Linked DNA regions of Homo sapiens: region 2 is linked to region 1. A link is a loop called in an ENCODE intact Hi-C map of the cell type or tissue named here. Cell type or tissue: ascending aorta. All regions are shown on one strand. Each heading gives the region's core, and the rest is flanking DNA. Links, peaks and the distances in the headings are about the cores only.

The links. A loop is a pair of places that touch in the nucleus more often than their neighbours do. Peaks named below come from ENCODE experiments on the same cell type or tissue, not always from the same donor. Only the 100,000 strongest peaks of a DNase experiment are listed, where the experiment ranks them.
Region 2: it touches region 1 in a loop (2.5-fold over the local background); 2 of 110 quality-filtered maps call a loop at or near these places.

What each region holds. Positions count from the first base shown.
Region 1 is chr1:40,286,733-40,297,690 of GRCh38, forward strand. It overlaps ZMPSTE24 (zinc metallopeptidase STE24), which reads left to right. Exons shown (of 10, transcript NM_005857.5): 9 at 4,122-4,265; 10 at 5,713-7,448. The coding sequence ends at 5,937. Among named protein-coding and RNA genes, the nearest start is that of COL9A2, 25 kb to the right of the region's middle. In ascending aorta, for the core only: no CTCF peak of the experiment used is centred there; no DNase peak of the experiment used is centred there.
Region 2 is chr1:40,236,312-40,247,269 of GRCh38, forward strand. RLF (RLF zinc finger) reads left to right here. Exons shown (of 8, transcript NM_012421.4): 8 at 1-4,610. The coding sequence ends at 4,136. Among named protein-coding and RNA genes, the nearest start is that of TMCO2, 6.1 kb to the right of the region's middle. RefSeq lists an enhancer at 5,496-5,545. In ascending aorta, for the core only: no CTCF peak of the experiment used is centred there; no DNase peak of the experiment used is centred there; H3K27ac peaks cover 1,435 bases.

The DNA.
Region 1 (10,958 bases), core at 1,213-9,212:
TTTTTTTTTTTTGAGATGGAGTTTCACTCTTGTTGCCCAAGCTGGAGTGCAATGGCGTGATCTCGGCTCACTGCAGCCTCTGCCTCCCGGGTTCAAGCAATTCCCCTGCCTCAGCCTCCTGAGTAGCTGGGATTACAGGCACACGCCACCACACTTGACTAATTTTTTTTTGTATTTTTAGTAGAGACGGGGTTTCTCAATGTTGGCCAGGCTGGTCTCGAACTCCTGACCTCAGTTGATCCGCCTGCCTCAGCCTCCCAAATTGCTGGGATTACAGGCATGAGCCACCACTCCCGGCCTCTAGAATGCTTTTTAAAAAACATTTTTTTCTTTTTCTTTTCTTTTTTTTTTTGAAATGGGGTCTCTCTCTGTCGTCCAGGCTAGAATGCAGTGGCGTGATCTCAACTCACTGCAACCTGCACCTCCCAGGCTCAAGCCATCCTCCAGCCTCTACCTCCCTAGTAGCTGAGACCACAGGTGCATGCCACCGCGCCCGGCTAATTTTTTTGTATTTTTGGTAGAGACCGGTTTTCACTATGTTGTCCAGGCTGGTCTTGAACTCCTAAGCTCAAGCGATCCACTCGCCTTGGCCTCCCAAAGTGCTGGGATTACAGGCATAAGCCACCGTGCCCGGTCTAAAACATTTTTTTCATTTAAAAGTTATTGCCGGCGTGGTGGCTCATGCTTGTAATCCCGGCACTTTGGGAAGTTGAGATGGTGGATCACTTGAGGTCAGGAGATCGAGACCAGCCTGGCCAACATGGTGAAGCCCTATCTCTACTAAAAATACAAAAATTAGCCAGGCGTGGTGGCACGCCTGTAATCCCAGCTACTTGGGAGGCTGAGGCAGGAGAATTGCTTGAACCCAGGAGGCAGAGGTTGCAGTGAGCTGAGATCGCCCCAGTGCACTCCAGCCTGGGCGACAGAGTGAGACTCTGTCTCAAAAAAAAAAAAAAAAGTTGCCATATATTCATTGGAAATTGTAGAAAATACAAAAAGAAAGCAATCCCAATAATGTTCCTCTTCTCGGTTCTAGAACCTCTAAACCAACAGATGTTTAGGCTTTGGGTGAAAAAGCACTATATCATGTTGACTAGTTCTGAGCATATGTGGCCTTAACTGAATCTTCAGTGGATTTTCAGACCTTTAAAAAGGCTGGCTGAGCAAGGCATGGTGGCTCATGCCTGTAATCCCAATACTTTGGAAGGTTGACGAGGGAAGATCATCTGAGGCCAGGAGTTTGAGACCAGCCTGGGCAACATAGCGAGACCCCCTTCTCTCCAAAAGGTTAAAAAATTAGCTGGGCTTGGTGGTATGCACCTGTAGTCCCAGCTACTTGGGAGGCTGGGATGGGAGGATGGCTTGAGTCCAGGAGATCAAGGCTGCAGTGAGCCATGATCACACCACTGCACTTCCAGCCTGGGTGACAGACCCTGTCTCTAAAAAAAATTAAAATAAAAAGGCCAGCTGGTTCTGGGTGATGGATTATATGGGAAGACTTGTGAACTCCTGTGGGCACTTTCCTATATCTTTAGGTATAGAAATGCATTCCTTGGCCTGAAGCTATGTTGTGTGGATACATGGCACTGAGTAAGATTAAATAAGTCCAGGTCCAAGTTCAATTGAGTTTTCAGTCTAATAAGGAAAATCACTGCCCCTTCCATGAGGGAAAGGGTTCCAATGGAATCAGCCTACCACAAGGTGGCTAAATGGTCCCTGAGATGTGGTACCTTATCAAGGCTGGGATTGATTGCTTCTCTGGACAGATTGGGCATATGGCATGCGCCAGTGAGGAGGGTATCTGTGTTGACTAATACATTAACTCCATCTTTGTCGCTGTGGCCACTCTATTCATAAGTCCCTTGACCAAGTCATGGAGCGGCTACAGAGAAAGGCTAGCTGACCTTCACAGAGCAGGTGTCTTCCCCACTTGACCAAGAGCCTCCTTGACCATGGGACTCTTTGGGTGAACATTAACATTAGGCCAACTGTAGTCAAACTCTATAGTCCAAACAGTAATTTTGGAAGTTTTTCACATACCTCTTTTCCAAATCTCGTTAGCCATCCTCTACTTTTTTCCAAGGCCCTAATAATTCAGCCGAACCATTTTTTTCCCACTGCCAATAAATTAGGATATATATCCTTGCCTCAGGCTCTCTCTCCTCCCAGGCTGAGTAGACAGTGAGATATACACCTTAAAGTTCACCTCACCGAGAGTAATTCCCTTCACCACTGCCTTCCAAGACCATCCCTGAGTGGCTCTGTAATACCACAGCAGTCCACTTTCATCTGGTGCCAGCATATTGTATTAAGTTATTGTAAAATAGGCTCTGATTTTGTTCCTGTTCAACTAATTGATTATAGGGAACAGCATATGAGTAAGGGTTGGTTGAGGGTTGTTGGTGGTAGGAGTTGGTGTACTAGAGTATGAGCCATCTGCTTATTTAACTTACTGGTGCCTTCATAACTTGCTTCATTTCCACTCTTATATCTACCACTTGTCCTTGATGATGAAGTGCTTCTGCGCATAGCAGTTTCCTGGCTAGGCAGATTAACAGATTAACATAGCACCCAGTTCAGAAGGGATAGTTCAGTTTGCAGGATCACAGTATCCCATGGCCAGGAATTCAGTCTGTAGTAGGGCCCAGTAGCAAACCAAAAGTTATTTTTCAAAAGGACAATGGTTACTTGACAAAAGTGGATGCATAGATTATAAGTGTAGGAGACTTCACTGAGTTTTCTGTTGGAGCTTGTCATATTGGATCCACTGAGTTATAAGGATGAGTGTCGAAGCTGCTTGTCCTGGGGCAGCTGGTGAGCCTTCTTATGCTCTAAGCCCCATTCTAAGCTGACAGCTTCTTGGGTCATCTCGTTTGGGTCAAATGGTTTGAAGCAACACACTTAAATAAGGTACATGTGGCCTCCAAGATCCTAATTTGCACAGAAAAAGAATGTTGTGTGTTCTCCAACCTTACTCCAAGAGGTTGTATTTTGGTATAGATTTTTTATTTTTTTCTCCTCTCATTTATTGATCAAGATGGATCTACTTTTCCCCCTGACCTTTCTAACTATCTGGTACAGCTCCAGTGGGCCTAGAGAGGATTCAAGGGAAGCCTGTTTCTTTGGAGCCTCCGCTTCAAAGTCAGGTGGGAGGCGTTGTATCTGATTACAGTGTTATAAAACAAGGCCAGAATCCATTCTAGCCCTTCACCCTTTTACAGAGAGAAAATATCCCATTGCTATTGACCACTTCAAACCCTCAATGATAGGAGCCTCAACTTAAGCTTGCCCTTATAGAAAATGATACAGTTTATACATTTGGGAACATTTTATTTTACTTTTGAAATAAAAGTGAAACTAAAAACTACTGGCGGGGCAGTATGGTTCATGCCTGTAATCCCAGCACTTTGGGAGGCCCAGGTGGGTGGATCATCTGAGGTCAGGAGATTGAGACCATCCTGGCTAACACAGTGAAACCCCGTCTCTTCTAAAAATACAAAAAATTAGCCGGGCATGGTGGGGGGCGCCTGTAGTCCCAGCTACTCGGGAGGCTGAGGCAGGGGAATGGCGTGAACATGGGAGGCGGAGCTTGCAGTGAGCCGAGATCGTGCCACTGAGCTCCACCCTGGGCGACAGAGTGAGATCTGTCTCAAAAAAAGCTACTTAAATAATTTGTTCTGTGATCACACTAATACCTTTCTTAAAATCACACTATGAATTTTTTTTTTTTTTTTTTTTTTTTTTTTGAGATGGAGTCTCACTCTGTTGCCCAGGCTGGAGTGCAGTGGCGCCATTTCAGCTCACTGCAAGCTCCGCCTCCCGGGTTCACGCCATTCTCCTGCCTCAGCCTCCCGAGTAGCTGGGACTACAGGCATCCGCCACCACGTCCGGCTAATTTTTTCTGCATTTTTAGTAGAGACGGGGTTTCACCATGTTAGCCAGGATGGTCTCAATCTCCTGACCTCGTGATCCACCCGCCTTGGCCTCCCAAAGTGCTGGGATTACAGGCGTGAGCCACCGCGCCCGGCCACACTGTGATTTCTTATACTTTATGGATGCTACTGATCCCATAGTGAAATCAGCTTGGTAATAACTTAGAAATTTCATGTCCTTCTTTCTAGATGAATTCTTTCCTGTGTTTTTTTTTATTTGCTGTATTAATTGGTCGAAAGGAGCTTTTTGCTGCATTTGGTTTTTATGATAGCCAACCCACTCTTATTGGACTATTGATCATCTTCCAGTTTATTTTTTCACCTTACAATGAGGTAATGTATGATCTTTAAAATTATCACACATATGCTCTTGCCTGCTTCAAATCTAGAGCTTTCAGGATAGTGAAAAAGGAAATAGAACAGTACAGTTTTAACAAATAGATGAAACAAAGTCTTTTAGTCCCCTGATTCACTGGTCAGTATGACAAAGTAGCAGAAAAATTCAAGCCCAAATAAATAAACGTTTGCATACTCTTAGGAAAGTATAAGTAGAAAACTAGACTTCAGTGGTGAACACCTAAAAGGACTCGGTAGATGGAGATTAACTATTGGAATGTTGTGTCCTAGGCCACATATTCACCAGTGCTTGGGTAAAAATCTTATGTGTATGAGGGGACAAAGCAAACACTAATTGGTACAGCTCAGTAAGGGAGGCTTAGTGACTGTTCCTCTGCTCCATGACCACCTGCCTCCATATAGCCTGAGGGATCCACCCAAACCCACAAAATCAAAATCGGGTATTTTGTGGTAAATGAAACTTAAGAACATTGCTCTGTGTTAGCTCATTAGGGGTATTCCGTGTGAGTGATAATACATAGGTTAATGTGAGACTATATAACAAACCTGACAATGGCATCATTTCATGATGTTTGGTAAGGCTTCCAAATTAAGCTAAGAAATAATATTGAAGATCTTGAGGTATCTCCATTCAGAAGAATTCTTTCTTGGGATAGATTGTAGAGTTAAGATGAGCTAAATGAATTATATTTTTCTATTATGTATGGTGGGGACACCAGGAAAGAAAAATGGAGGGGCATAGATCATATTCATATAGCATTGTCCACATAAACAAAAATAAATTTGGCAGAGAACTGAGATGTATTATCTTAAAACTCTTTTTTTTTTTTTTTTTTTAAGATGGAGTCTCGCTCTGTCTCCCAGGCTGGAGTGCAGGGGTGTCATCTTGGCTCACTGCAACCTCCGCCTCCCGGGTTCAAGCAATTCTCCTGCCTCAGCCTCCTGAATAGCTGGGACTACAGGCACCCATCACCACGCCCAGCTAATTTTTGTATTTTTACTAGAGACAGGGTTTCACCATGTTGGCCAGGTTGGTCTCGAACTCCTGACCTCAGGTGATCCACCTGCCTCAGCTTCCCAAAAGTGCTGGGATTACAGGTGTGAGGCACCACACCCGGCCTGAGCATGACTTTTGAGTCTCATGTCAGCACTCAAAAGTTTCAGATTTTGGAACATTTCAGATTTCAAGTTTTTGGTTAGGGATGTTTAACTTTTATATGTGTTTCTGGCCTGTTTGCTTGGGGGAGAATAAGGCTCAATTTATAATTTCCTCACCCTAGGTCCCCTAAATATTAGTGATCTTTCTTTTGTCCTGCCATTCCTCTTATCCCAAGCCAAACTTCTCTACAGTCTCAGCTCATGGAACCTTTAGTAACAACAAAGAGGTGGGCAGTGGCTAAAACCCTTTCATTTTCTTTTTCAGGTTCTTTCTTTTTGCCTAACAGTCCTAAGCCGCAGATTTGAGTTTCAAGCTGATGCATTTGCCAAGAAACTTGGGAAGGCTAAAGACTTATATTCTGCTTTAATCAAACTTAACAAAGATAACTTGGGATTCCCTGTTTCTGACTGGTTGTTCTCAATGTGGCATTATTCTCATCCTCCACTGCTAGAGAGACTTCAAGCTTTGAAAACTATGAAGCAACACTGAGATGTCCAGGATCTGTGACTGAAGACATTTCTGATTATTTCTGTCCTGGCAGCATGTTCCAGCTCTTGATGTTTTTAAACTTTTTTTTAGAAGAAAAATTAAGTACAGAAAAGCCCAGATTTAAATACATTTAATATGTCATTTTAAAAATGATTTTAATAATTCATTTCTTAAAACACTGAATGAATTTTGAAGCTTAATGTTTTTAAAGGCATAGTTTTATCTTTGACATCTAATTTACCATCAAGTTGTAAAATTATTTGGAAAAATACAGAACTCGTTTTATTTGTATACTTATATGGAATCTGCATGTGAGGTGTTTGAGGGCATATGTTTGAAAGAGGGAGCATCACCACAGGAATCCTTTCTGTGAGGTGGAAACAGTGGTCCTGAATCATTGTGCTCACACCTAACTTGAAATCTGGTCTTACTTTCATGCTGTTATGATTTCACCTGGTGAATCAGTGTTTTAAATAAGAAAGGTAATAGTTGGTAAGGCCAATGTTATTTAAATGAAAGTAGTTAGAAAAATGCTCTCCTATTCTACCAAATTTTTAATTTCTTTCTTCCCTTTCTTGCTACACAGTGATCAAGAGTTTCTCATAGTGCTTTGAAGTTAGAAATTATGTATAGGATATTTTAAATCATTGAGTTTTGTGGGGTTTTTTTGTTTGTTTGTTTCTTTTGTTTTTTGGAAAATCCGTGTCTTTATCTTTTTTTCCCACGTGGTAGATATGATCCCATTGGAGGTAAATTGTAGCTTCTTCTCATTCATGCAGTAAATAATACATCCTTTCACTCAGCAGAGATGGCCATATTAAACACGTTTTGCTATGTTAAAAGTGGCAGAACAGGAAAGACGAATTAAAAATAACATTTTTTAAGCGACATAAGGATGAAATACTGATGAATCTCTGTGACATTACAGGGAAAAAAATATAGTTTTCTATCTCTTTCAAGGGCAGAAGAGTTTTCATTTTTATTTTTGTAATTTTATCTGTAAGTCATAAATATTACTTAATCAGGCCTGATTCTACTTTTGAAAATTACAGTTCTTGAAATGCAGATAATGTTTACTTTGAAAACAAATGTCATGAATGATTTCCAGTTTTTAAAGCTATATGTTTCACTGCTTCATATCTCTGTCCACTTTCTGAATGAGAACTTATTTTGTGCCTAGAGCTCTCACTCACTGATAATGCTTATTACCTTCTGGGCATTTATTCCAAAGTGGGATCAACTGTACGCCTTTGGTATCTGACCATAAAGTCTTTTGCTCCGCTGACATTTGGGTGATGTCTTCACATGGAAATATAATAAAAATAAAAATCTAGTTTAATACTGCATTATTTATTTTCCTAAGGCTAAAGAGGAGCAGTCCTATGCTTTTATTCAGCATCCTTTATCTGTGACTTCATGCTCTGATAACTGCCTTTCCTTCCTTCTGTGCCTTTGAATACAAATTTCAGTTCTGCAAAAGTGAAACATTAAACATTGCCAACGCAAATGTATGTACTTTGTCTTTAGTTTGATATTTGTGTATCATTTTTTTAATTTGTGTATCATTTGTTACCTGAACATATGTTTATTACCTGAGAGGAACTGGGTGCTAGCAATGAAGAGTGGAATGAAGAAATAGCCCTAATGATGAGTGGTGTCAGTGCCACCACTGTGCTTTACACAGAGTCTCTTCAGTGTCTTGCTCCTGCTTTGCTCCAGAGTATCACCAGTTCTTGCAGATATTTCCTTGGAAGCTTCATTTGGAATCATTCCTTCTCTATTTTTATAACCTCAAATTGTTGGGCCTGCCTGGTCTGCTCCAGCTGCCTCTTTGGTTTTCCTTACATATGGTGGCAGTAATTAGCTTTTAAATATGTGACTGACTTAGTCACCCACACTTTATGGATGGCAGAGGCATAGGGATGGCCAAAAGGATACTGGTAGGTTCCTAAGAAATTGACCAATCAAGGGAAGAGTAGATAGGCCCACCAACGAAGGAATAGATGGCACTCTGCACCCTAAGAAAGACCTGGTGGATGTGCAGCAGGGGCAAAATTGAGTAGGTCAAAGCCTTGGGTAAAATGGCACAACTCCAGCAGAGTTAAGCTCTGAATCTAAGGTTGAATCTCTGTTGTGTGTATATACTGGCTTTATCTGAGTTGGCCCTTTGCTGAGGTCTGAGAACTGCTTGTAAATTCTGCCTCTGTTTAGGATAGGAGAATTCCCAGGATCAGTTCAGTGGTTTTAGTACCAAATGATGGTCCCCGCTTGCCCTTATATTTTATATGCTCACTGTTACCCCTGATCCTACATGTGATATTCCCCTCCCTGTGGAAACCTTCTACTTGCTTTTTTTGTTTTTGTTTTTTTTGAGAAGAAGTTTCTCTCTTGTTGTCCAGGCTGGAGTGCAATGCCCCGATCTCAGCTCACCGCAACCTCCGCCTCCTGGGTTCAAGCGATTCTCCTGCCTCAGCCTCCCAAGTAGCTAGGATTACAGGCTTGCGCCACCACGCCTGGCTAATTTTTTGTATTTTTAGTAGAGATGGGGTTTCACCATGTTGCCCAGGCTGGACTGCAATGGTGCGATCTCGGCTCACTGCAACCTCCACCACCCAGGTTCAAGAGATTCTCCTGCTTCAGCCTCTTGAGTAGCTGGGATTACAGGCATGTGAGCCACCACATCCGGCTAATTTTTGTATTTTTTTCTTTTCTTTCTTTTTTTTTAAGACTCTCTGTCTCTCTGTCACCCAGGATTGAGTGTAGTGGCATGATCTTGGCTCACTGCCACCTCTGCCTCCCAGGTTCAAGTGATTCTCCTGCTTCAGCCTCCCGAGTAACTGAGATTACAGGCATGGGCCAATACACCTGGCTAATTTTTGTATTTTTAATAGAGACGGGGTTTCTCCATGTTGGCCAGGCTGGTCTCAAACTCCTGACCTCAGGGGATCCGCCCACCTTGCCCTCCCAAAGTGCTGGGATTATGGGGTGAGCCACCGTGCCCAGCAAATTTTTGTATTTTTTAGTAGAGATGGGGTTACTCCATGTTAGCCAGGCTGGCCTCAAGCTCCTGACCTTGTGATCTGCCTGCCCTGGCCTCCCAAAATGCTGAGATTACAGGTGTGAGTCACCACTCCTGGCCATGTTCTTATATACTTTCTATATCTTTGATGGTTTTGAGTATTCTGCCATCATTAGCAGAAAGCTAACTACCACTTAAGGGCCTTACGTTCTATCCTAAGGGCAAAACAAAGAAAATTACAGATAATTTGTAATCCAAAACTTTTATCCAGAAACATTTTAAGACCACAGTGATGTGAGCAAGTAACTTGAACGATGTGTGCCAGGCTGAGTTCAGTTTTGTGGGAAGGCAAATATAATCCATTGTGGAATGGGATAGTCCCATTTAGACAATATGGATAAGGAAATCTTGGGCTCTTCTCTGTTATCCAGGATGATTTCCAGGGAGGAGGATTTCCTAAACAGTTTGACCAGAAACAGCTAGGAAGATACCTCTGTGTGTTCTAAAAACCTGTGAAGCCGGGACCGCCAATACTCAGGAAGCAGATTTGCCTTACTCTGCCCTTGGCTGAGTCCGAGCTCCCCTCTGGCTCTCTGGATGATGGTCAATAACAGGTAAAGTATTAGGATTAAGCCTGGGGCTCTATAATCCAACATGCCACTTACTAGTAAGACTTTGGGTAAGAAACTTGACCGAGACTGTATTTCTCCATCTGTCCCCACTCTACCAAGCGCTGCTCTAGGTGATGGGGAATACATGGTAAACAAAAGGTACAAAAATCCGCCACGTCTTGGAGTTTACATTCTAGTATCAGGGAGAAAGACAACTAAAATGTATTTATATGGTGATACATGTTTTGGAAAAAAAGGCGGGGGCTGAGGTGTTTGGGTGGGGGTAGGAGCTGCAATTTTATTTTATTATCTTTTATTTTTTTGAGATAGAGTTGCACTCTGTCGCCCAGGCTGGAGTGCAGTGGCACGATCTTGGCTTACTGCAACCTCTGCCTCCCGGGTTCAAGCGATTCTCCTGCCTCAGCCTCCCAAGTAGCTGGGATTACAGGCATCCACCACCACACCTGGCTAGTTTTTGTGTTTTTAGTAGAGATGGGGTTTCATCATGTTGGCCAGACTGGTCTCGAACTCCTGACCTCAAGTGATCCACCCGCCTTGGCCTCCCAAAGTTCTGGGATTACAGGCATGAGCCGTGCCTGGCCAGCAATTTTAAATAGGGTGGTCACAAAAAGGCATCACTGAAGGTCACATTTGAACCAAGACCTGAAGGAAATGAAGAGTGAGGTGTTCTAGGGAGGTGTCTGAGGGAAGAGCATCCCAGACGCTAGATTTTGCAGGGCCTTGTAGGCCACTGTAAGAATTCAGGCTTTTCCTTGAGTGTGGTAGGAAGCCATTGTAGAGTTTTAGGCTAAGGAGTGACATGATCTGAAGTTTTAATAGGACCACTCTGGCTTCTATGTTGAGGAGCAAAGGTTGAAGCAGGGGACTAGTTGGGAGAGGCTTGCAATCCTTCTTGCAAGAAATAATGGTGCTAGACTGGAGTGGTAGTCAGGAGGTGGTAAGTGGCTGGATTCTGGATATATTTTTAAGACTGAGCCAACAGGATGTGCTGATGGATCAGATGTGGGGTCTAAGAGATAAAGTGGGAGTGGAGGATGACTCCAGTGTATTTGGCTTAAATAACTGAAAGGATGGAGTTGCCCTTGGGTGAGATGGGAAAGATCGCAGGAGGGGGGATTCTGGAGGGGAAGATCAGGAATTGTTTCGGACATGTTAAATTTGAGATGCCCATCAGACATCGAAGGGGAGATGTTGAGTAGGCAGTTGGATCGACGGATCAAGTTAAGCAGCGAGATCTGGACTGGGGATATATAGATAAAGTTTAAAGCCATGAAACTGAATGAGATATGAGAGGAGCCAGAGAAAAAGATGTGGTCCAAGGAACAAGTGACTTTCAGATACTGGAGACATGAGAAATCAGCGCAGGAATC
Region 2 (10,958 bases), core at 1,691-9,690, 50 kb before region 1:
ACAAAAAACCTATTGGCTCTTCTGAAAGATATCAGAGGTGGCTTCAGTACAAGTTTTTCTGTTTGTTATGTAAGCGGGAATGTATAGAGGCTAGAATTCTTCATCATTCTAAGATGCATATGGAAGATGGAATTTACACCTGTCCAGTTTGTATTAAAAAATTTAAGAGAAAAGAAATGTTTGTTCCTCATGTGATGGAGCATGTTAAAATGCCACCAAGCAGAAGGGACCGCTCTAAAAAGAAATTACTGTTAAAAGGCTCTCAAAAGGGTATTTGTCCTAAGAGCCCCTCTGCAATCCCAGAGCAAAACCATTCATTGAATGACCAAGCCAAAGGAGAGTCTCATGAATATGTCACATTCAGCAAATTAGAAGATTGCCACCTGCAAGACAGAGATTTGTATCCATGTCCCGGTACAGACTGTTCCCGTGTGTTTAAGCAATTTAAATACTTAAGTGTGCATCTTAAAGCTGAACACCAAAATAATGATGAAAATGCCAAGCACTACTTGGATATGAAAAATAGAAGAGAGAAGTGTACTTACTGTCGACGACATTTTATGTCTGCTTTTCACCTTCGAGAGCACGAACAAGTGCATTGTGGGCCTCAGCCTTATATGTGTGTATCTATAGATTGCTATGCTAGGTTTGGATCAGTAAATGAACTACTTAACCATAAACAAAAGCATGACGATCTGCGTTACAAATGTGAATTAAATGGCTGTAATATTGTTTTCAGTGACTTGGGACAGCTTTACCACCATGAAGCACAACACTTTAGGGATGCATCTTACACATGCAACTTCCTTGGCTGTAAAAAGTTCTATTACTCCAAAATTGAATACCAGAATCACCTCTCAATGCATAATGTTGAAAATTCAAATGGAGACATAAAGAAATCAGTGAAACTTGAGGAGTCTGCAACAGGTGAAAAGCAAGATTGTATTAATCAGCCCCATCTACTTAACCAAACTGATAAATCACATTTACCTGAAGATCTTTTCTGTGCAGAATCAGCTAATTCTCAAATAGATACAGAAACTGCAGAAAACCTGAAAGAAAACAGTGACAGTAATTCTAGTGATCAGTTAAGTCATAGCTCTTCAGCTTCAATGAATGAAGAGCTAATTGACACACTAGATCACTCTGAAACTATGCAGGATGTATTGTTATCTAATGAGAAAGTCTTTGGGCCCTCCAGTTTAAAAGAAAAATGTTCCAGTATGGCAGTTTGTTTTGACGGGACTAAGTTTACCTGTGGTTTTGATGGCTGTGGTTCCACATACAAAAATGCAAGAGGAATGCAGAAACATTTACGGAAGGTTCATCCATACCATTTCAAGCCCAAAAAGATAAAGACGAAAGATCTGTTTCCCTCTTTGGGTAATGAACATAATCAGACAACTGAAAAGTTGGATGCAGAACCTAAACCCTGCTCAGATACAAACAGTGACTCCCCAGATGAAGGTCTAGATCACAATATTCACATTAAATGTAAACGAGAACATCAAGGTTATTCCTCAGAATCCTCCATTTGTGCTTCTAAAAGGCCCTGTACAGAGGATACCATGTTGGAACTTCTGTTACGCTTGAAACATTTAAGCTTGAAAAACTCAATAACACATGGATCTTTCTCAGGGTCATTGCAGGGGTACCCATCCAGTGGTGCTAAGTCTCTTCAGTCAGTTTCATCTATCTCAGACCTTAATTTTCAGAATCAAGATGAAAACATGCCAAGTCAGTACCTTGCACAGTTGGCGGCTAAGCCGTTTTTCTGTGAGCTTCAAGGATGCAAATATGAATTTGTGACCAGAGAGGCTCTGTTAATGCATTATCTTAAAAAGCATAATTATTCAAAAGAAAAAGTCCTTCAGTTAACCATGTTCCAACATCGGTATTCCCCATTTCAGTGTCATATTTGCCAAAGGTCATTTACAAGAAAAACACACCTTAGGATTCATTATAAAAATAAACATCAAATTGGCAGTGACAGAGCAACTCACAAACTATTAGATAATGAAAAGTGTGATCATGAAGGCCCATGTTCAGTAGATAGGTTGAAAGGTGATTGTTCTGCAGAACTTGGAGGTGATCCCAGTAGTAACTCTGAGAAACCACACTGTCATCCTAAAAAGGATGAATGTAGTTCTGAAACAGATTTGGAATCATCTTGTGAAGAAACAGAAAGTAAAACATCTGACATTTCATCACCAATAGGCAGCCATAGAGAAGAACAAGAAGGAAGAGAGGGCAGAGGTAGCAGGCGAACTGTTGCTAAAGGAAATCTGTGTTATATTTTGAATAAATACCACAAACCATTCCATTGTATTCATAAAACTTGCAACTCCTCATTCACCAATCTAAAAGGCTTAATTCGCCATTACAGAACTGTACATCAGTACAACAAAGAACAGTTATGTTTGGAGAAAGACAAAGCAAGAACCAAAAGGGAACTTGTCAAATGTAAAAAGATATTTGCTTGCAAATATAAGGAATGTAATAAACGCTTCCTGTGTTCCAAAGCTCTTGCTAAGCACTGTAGTGATTCTCATAACCTAGACCATATTGAAGAGCCTAAAGTACTTTCCGAAGCTGGATCTGCAGCAAGGTTTTCTTGTAACCAGCCTCAGTGCCCTGCTGTTTTTTATACATTCAACAAGTTGAAGCACCACTTGATGGAACAGCATAATATTGAAGGGGAAATACATTCAGATTATGAAATTCATTGTGATCTTAATGGCTGTGGCCAGATTTTCACCCATCGCAGTAATTACTCACAACATGTATATTACCGACATAAAGACTATTATGATGATTTGTTTAGAAGCCAGAAAGTAGCAAATGAGAGACTACTAAGGAGTGAAAAGGTATGTCAAACAGCTGATACTCAGGGGCATGAACATCAGACCACCAGGAGATCATTTAATGCTAAGTCTAAAAAATGTGGCTTAATCAAAGAAAAGAAAGCCCCAATAAGTTTTAAAACCAGAGCTGAGGCCCTCCATATGTGTGTGGAGCACTCTGAGCACACACAGTACCCCTGCATGGTTCAAGGATGCTTATCTGTGGTGAAGTTGGAGAGCAGCATTGTGAGGCATTACAAACGCACTCATCAGATGAGTAGTGCCTATTTAGAGCAACAGATGGAGAATCTTGTTGTTTGCGTTAAGTACGGTACCAAAATTAAGGAGGAACCCCCTTCTGAAGCAGATCCCTGTATAAAGAAAGAAGAAAATAGAAGCTGTGAATCAGAGCGCACAGAACACAGCCATTCCCCGGGTGACAGTAGTGCACCCATCCAGAACACTGATTGCTGTCATTCAAGTGAAAGGGATGGAGGTCAGAAAGGGTGCATAGAAAGCAGCTCAGTATTTGATGCAGATACTCTGCTCTACAGGGGAACTTTGAAATGTAATCATAGTTCCAAAACCACTTCCCTAGAACAGTGTAATATAGTTCAGCCTCCTCCTCCTTGTAAAATAGAAAATTCCATACCTAATCCCAATGGGACTGAAAGTGGGACTTATTTCACAAGTTTCCAGCTGCCTTTACCAAGGATCAAAGAATCAGAAACTAGGCAGCATAGTTCAGGGCAAGAAAACACTGTAAAAAATCCAACCCATGTCCCAAAAGAGAATTTTAGGAAACATTCACAGCCCCGGTCATTTGATTTGAAGACTTACAAACCTATGGGATTTGAATCTTCATTTCTGAAATTTATTCAGGAAAGTGAAGAGAAAGAAGATGATTTTGATGATTGGGAGCCTTCAGAGCACTTAACATTAAGTAATTCTTCACAGTCCAGTAATGATTTAACAGGGAATGTTGTGGCAAATAATATGGTGAATGACAGTGAACCTGAAGTTGACATACCTCATTCTTCCAGTGACTCTACAATTCATGAGAACCTGACTGCAATCCCACCTTTAATAGTAGCTGAAACAACAACAGTTCCTTCCTTGGAAAACCTGAGGGTTGTATTGGACAAAGCATTAACAGACTGTGGAGAGCTTGCCTTAAAACAGCTTCATTATCTTCGGCCAGTGGTGGTTCTTGAAAGATCTAAGTTTTCCACACCAATTTTAGACTTATTTCCAACAAAAAAGACAGATGAGCTTTGTGTAGGAAGTTCATAAGTAGCAATTTTGTTTTAGTAACAGACTGGCTCCAACACTGCAACATGGGGACATTTGCCAACTCGAACAAAGGCTGAGAAGCAGCCACACCGTTGTTTAGGGTAGAATAGGCTGTGTATTTACATGAATGTATAATATCTATGTCAGCAGTATTGGCTGAGTCCATTAGCTCTCCAGTTGGTTTAATGATTGGGTTTATTTTTGTTTGTTTGTTTATTAAAAAAATGGAACTGTACACTTGTTTGGTGCTAATTAATACATCAAAATATACTGGGGCTTCCTTTTTCAAATTAAGTGTGCATGATTGTATATGGAACAAATACTAAGGTCCCAGGGTGGGAGGGCTAGGGAAAGGGATATGGAGTTCTTACTTGACTTGAATGTGCACCTGAGGGTGCTTTGTGTAATATATTGTACACTACAGCATCTTATATTTTTTGAGTTGAGTTTCAATAAATTACAATTTTTCACCCATTCGTTGTTTACTCATAATGAGCTTTCATGCCACATGTAAACTGAAATTGCACTTGTATTTTCTGAAATATGCCATTCACATTTTACCCCAGTAATTTTTTTATTTATTATTAGCTAAATCATTCAGAACAAGGTTCTTTTTTTTTTTTTTTTTTTTAAGACAGAGTTTCGTTCTTGTTGCCCAAGCTGGAGTGCAATGGTGCAGTCTCGACTCACTGCAACCTCCTCCTCCCAGGTTCAAGTTATTCTCCTGCCCCGGCCTCCCAAAGTGCTGGGATTACAGGCATGAGCCACCGTGCCCATCCCAGAACAAGGTTCTTTTTATCTTAAAATTTTTGTTTTTGTGGAAAGATAATTCTGAGATTAATTAGCTGCGGGAGTCAAGATAGCTCCCAGAGGATGTCCAGATGTTGGCCGAGTAGAAAGGAGAGGATATGCCAACCTAGAACATGAAGGACGTAGCAAATTCAGAGGGCATGTTTCTAGGAAACTACAAATAATTTGATATGCTGGCAATAAAAGGGGAACAAGAGAGTGACATCATTGTAGAGATAGCAGGAACTAAATCATGAAGACTAAGGAGTTTGGATTTGAGTCTATAGGCATATATCAGTTGAAGTGTGGAGTGCTCACTTGATTTGAGAAGCTGAAATTGGAAACAGTATACTTGAAGTAATTGAGGCAAGCTTGGTGAGTGTATTTACTGACAATTGCAGCAGAAGGCAGAGTAGATGAAGTATTTAAGGAGACAGGATTTTGGGGGCTTGGAGAGTGAAGGAAAAGATTTGGTACTGATGCAACCATTTTAAGTAGGTATACAAAGAAGGAATGAATATTTGGGAAGATAATGGAAACCAAGGTGAGTTTGGCTTTTAGATGTGTTGAGTTTCATTGGACTGTGGGATGTCTGTCTAATGAGGATAGCAGTATATCCTTTTAATACAGCAGCTTCATTTCCTGTTGCTTGTGAAGTTTTCAACTACTTTCATTAGCTAGTAATGAAGTGACTCAGACAACTAACATCTCTTTCTCATCCTTGTGGTTAGATTTTTTTTTTTTTTCAACGGAGTCTTGCTTTGTCGCTCAGGCTGGAGTGCAGTGGCGCGATCTCGACTCACTGCAACCTCCGCCCCTCCAGGTTTAAGCAGTTCTCTGCCTCAGCCTCCAGAGTAGCTGGGATTACAGGCTTGTGCCACCACGCCCGGCTAATTTTTTGTATTTTTAGTAGAGACAGGGTTTCACCATCTTGGCCAGGCTGGTCTTGAACTCCTGACCTCGTGATCCACCCTCCTCGGCCTCCCAAAGTGCTGGGATTACAGGCGTGAGCCACCACACCCAGTCTATTGTGGTTAGAATTTCAAGACCTTTTCTCTGACTCTTAAACCTTATTTTCTTGTTTTGTCAGCTCTTCAGGAATTTCATTCTGTCACCTCACCCTGAGTCTAAAGCACTCCCATAACCAAGTCGTTTATTGTCTCAGATCCCAGTAGGTAACAGAGGATTCTGAGAAATCCAAGTGATCTGAGTAAGACTCTGTTGAAAGAAGTGGCAGAAACAAGGATCTTAGAGACTGAGACCAGTATTGTTTCTTTGGAATCAAGCTAATTTCTTCAGTGGCTTTAATTTCCTCACTTACGAAGGGAGGAGGTAGAGGTGAAAGGTCCCTTTTTGTGATATGAGCATGAGAAGCACCTGTAGGCCTAGTAAAAATTCCTCATACGAGAGAGATGGTTAGTCCAGAGTAAGAGAAAGCTACTAAGACTGAACTATATCCATTCAACCACACAGAACTTGTAGCCCCTGGAAGGACCAAGTGAGGCCATTCACAGTGGAACTAAACCTAGATTTTAAGAACCCAATTAGGCCGGGCGCGGTGGCTCATGCCTGTAATCCCAGCACTTTGGGAGGCTGAGGTGGGCGGATCATGAGGTCAGGAGATCAAGACCATCCTGGCTAAGACGGGGAAACCCCGTCTCTACTAAAAATACAAAAAATTAGCTGGGCATGATGGCACACGCCTGTAGTCTCAGCTACTTGGGAGGCTGAGGCAGGAGAATCGCTTGAACCCGTGAGGCGGATGTTGCAGTGAGCCGAGATCGCGGCATTGCACTCCAGCCCAGGTGACAGAGCGAGACTTGTCTCAAAAAAAGTAAAATAATTCAAGTATAAGCCTAAGTAGTTGATCCCAAGATCACTGTCTATCCCAGTTAGAGCAGCTTGCATCATTTGATCTTTATTAAAGACTTTTGGCTGGGCGCGATGGCTCGCACCTGTAATCCTGGCACTTTGGGAGGCTGAGGCGGGTAGGTAACCTGAGGTCAGGAGTTTGAGACCAGGCTGACCAACATGGAGAAACCCCGTCTCTACTAAAAATACAAAAATTAGCTGGGTGTGGTGGCAGATGCCTGTAATCCCAGCTACTCAGGAGGCTGAGGCAGGAGAATCGCTGTTGGACCCTGAAGGTGGAAGTTGGAGTGAGCTGAGATTGCACCATTGCACTCCAGCCTGGTCAACAAAGCAAGACTCCATTTCAAAAAAAAAAAAAAAAAAAGACTTTCCTGTTTAAACCAGCATGAGTGACTATACGATAATACAGGGCAAAGGGTTATTTTTTTAGCTTGTAGTAATCATTTTAACTTGATATCTCTGGAATTTGTCCCAACCCTGGCACAGACCTGAAAGCACTGACTTTGTTTTCAAAGCTTTTTCAATTCAAGAGTGCCTCCAAAATGGTGAGTAGGAATGAAGACTTCCAGACACTTCTATTCTTGCCTTTACCCAGAATTCTCTTGCTTCAGTGTTTTCCCCATTTTCATGAGCCCATGTGTGAAATAGGGTAAGGAACTGTGGAGGAGAAAGTTTTTTATTAGCCTTCCTCAGGGTATTCCATTCTCAATCTATCCTTTCTCAGTCCCAAAAGGCCTACTGAGCTGAACTGCCTAAGACATAATCATTCACCAAATATTTAAATACACACATTTAAAGAGATACAATTCCAGATGCAATGGGAGACAAAAAAAAAAAAAAGTTGTCAGGGCCATCAAGAAGCTTTCACAAGGTGAAGGGAGGGCTGGAGTATCTCAGAACATTGTTACTTAAAGTGTGGTAGTGGGCCAGCAGTATAGGTGTCACCTAGGAGATTGTTATTAATAAAAATGCATAAATTCAGGCCCTACTCCAGACCTACTGGACCAAAATGTGCGTGTTAGTAAGATCTCCAGGTGATTCTTAGGCACAGAAAAGTTCTAGAAGCACTGGCCTGGAAGTGGAAAGTACTGTGAGAATTCAGGGTAATTGTGCTTTTTAGCATTTTACATAAAATTATGTTGTTGAATTTTCATAATCCTATGAAGTAGGTGCTGTTACTATATTTGACAAAGAACGAGATGAAGTGTCTTGCCTGGCTGGCACAAATAGAGGTGGAGCCCAGTTTCCAATCTCTTCTGACTAGAAGAATGTCAGAGAGGGACATTTAGTGTAAAGGAATAACAGATGGAAAGTTGCAGGTGGTATTTGAAGTACCAAAAATACCACAGTTCTGTAATGTGAGTGTTGTTTGTGAAGGTGAATAGTGGGAAATACAATTTGAAGTGTAGGTGAAAGCCAGGTTATTCAACTCAAACTCCACAGTCATATGGTGCTGACATTTCTTCATTTGAGTATAGAGATGGGAAACGTGCATATTTTTTTCTGTGAATAACATGTAACCTACGAAAAAGGCAAGTTTTCTTTTCTGAAAGAAACTTACTCATTTTTGTTATTTTTTGAGGCGAGGTCTCATTAGGTTGCCCAGGCTGATCTTGAACTCCTGAGCCCAAGCAATCTTCCCACCCCAGCCTCCCAAAGTGCTGGAATTGCGGGCATGAACCGCTGCACCCGGCCAGAAACTTCTAAAACTCAGAAAAGTTGCTCCTCCTCACCTCCTACCCCAAGGTAAACTGTGATACCTCCTGGCTTTATACTACTGATTTTATACCCTATTATATAGAACTGTGTCTAGAGAGAGTGGCCTATCCCTCTGTGACCTTCTTGGTCTACTCCTGCAGGAGTGGCTTCTGTGACAGACTGCATTTGGAGGTTTGATTCACTCTGGGGAAGGTAACCAGGATAGGCAAGAGATTTAAAAATCTGTCAGCATGTATTTGACAGGTATAACCTGAAAAAAAAGACCAGAGGCGTAGGAAAGCTATCTAAATGGTTAAGAAGCCAAATATTTACAAAGCATATACCATCTGCTAGCCCCTGGGTGGTAGGTGTTGAACAAGACTCATTTCCTGCATCATAGAGATTTAAGAATCCAGTAAGGGACTGGGTGCGGTGACTCATGCCTGTAATCCCAGCACTTTGGGAGGCACAGGCAGGAGGATATTTGAGGTCAGGAGTTTGAGACCAGCCTGGCTAACATGGTGAAACCCTGTCTCTACTAAAAATACAAAAATTAGCCGCGCTGTAGTGGTGCATGCGCCTGTAATCCCAGATACTAGGGAGGCTGAGGCAGGAGAACCGCTTGAACCCAGGAGGCACAGGTTGCGGTGAGCCAAGATCAGGCCACTGCACTCCAGCCTGGGCAACAGAGTGAGACCCTGTGCCCCCAACCTCCCCACCCCCAACAAAAAAAATAATCCAGTAGGGAAGACAGACATTAAAACAGTACAAATAATAAAGTAAAAGTGCTTTTAAACAGGGGGGGTGGAGGGGCTTATGAGAAGGGGACCAAAAAAGGACAGCAAAAGCTTCATTGAGGATAATGTTTAAACTGAAACCTAAAGAATCAATAGAAGTTAGCCAGGCAATAATCTGTAGTCCCAGCTACTCGGGAGGCTGAGGTAGGAGGATCACTTGAGCCCAGGAGTTAGAGGCTGTACTGTGCAATAATCGCACCTGTGAATAGGCATTGACCTCCAAGCTGGGGGAGGAGGGGGAAGCTAGGCAAAGAACAAGAGTAATCCAATTATGTGCCAAAGCTTTGTGGTTCAACAGCTTGGTGTGTTGGTGACATTGATAAGACTACTATAGCTGGAGTTGAAAGAACAAATGGCAGAGGAAGAGAAGACTTGGTAGGTAAGCAGGGACCAGGCATTTTAGTGCCCTGTTAGCCATGTTACAGATTTTGGATTTTGTTTGAAAGACAATGAAGAACCTATAAGAATTTTTCAAAGGCGGACTGGGTGCTATTTCTCATGCCTGTAATCCCAGCACTTTAGGAGGGCAAGGTAGGAGGATCACCTGAGATCAGGAGTTCGAGACCAATCTGGCCAATATGGTGAAACCCCATTTCTACTAAAAATGCAGAGATCAGCCAGGCGTGGCACGTGCCTGTAGTCCCAGCCACTCAGGAGGCTGAGGCAGGAGAATCGCTTGAACCCAGGAGGCAGAGGTTGCAATGAGCTGAGATCGCACCACTGCACTCCAGCCTGGGCAACAGAGCGAGACCCTGTCTCAAAAAAAAAAAAAAAAAGAATTTACCAAAGGCTTGAAAGTAGGCATTGCCTAAGTCAGTAAGTCCTAATAGGGCATGATATGGAAGACTACTGAGTGGAAGTGACTGACAGATGAGTGGGTGGATGCCACTATTAAAGGTAAACTGAAGGCCGAGTGTGGTGGTTCACGCCTGTAATCCCAGCACTTTGGGAGGCCTAGGCGGGTGGATCACGAGGTCAGGAGTTCGAGACCAGCCTAACCAACATGGTAAAGCCCCGTCTCTACTAAAAATAAAAAAATTAGCCAGGCGTGGTGGCACATGCCTGTAATCCCAGCTACTCAGGAGGCTGAGCCAGGAGAATCGCTTGAACCCCAGAGGCAGAGGTTGCAGTGAGCCAAGATTGCGCCACTGCACTCCAGCCTGGGAGACAGGGCGAGACCAAAACCCCGCCTCAAAAAAAAAAAAAAAAAAAAAAAAAAAAAAAAAAAAAAGCCCTGTTTATATCCTACCTCCTTGCTGGGTGCAGTGGCTCATGCCTGTAATCTCTGCACTTTGGGAGGCCAGGGCAGGTGGATCACTTGAGGTCAGGCATTCTAGACCAGCCTGGCCAAAATGGTGAAACCCCATCTCTACTAAAAATACAAAAAATTAGCCAGGCGTGGTGGCGGGCGCCTGTAATCCCAGCTACTCAGGAGGCTGAGGCAGGAGAATCGCTTGAACCTAGGAGGCATAGGTTGCAGTGAGCTGAGATCGCACCACTGCACTCCAGCCTGGGCGACAGAGTGACACGCCAGCTCAAAAAAATAAAAATAAAAAATCCCATCTCCTCACATTTCCATTCAACCTCAATACAACTCAGTTTTTTTTATTATGTGAAAACAGCTGCAACAGCTGCTGTCCATTTGAATTGTTGGAAATGTAGATCT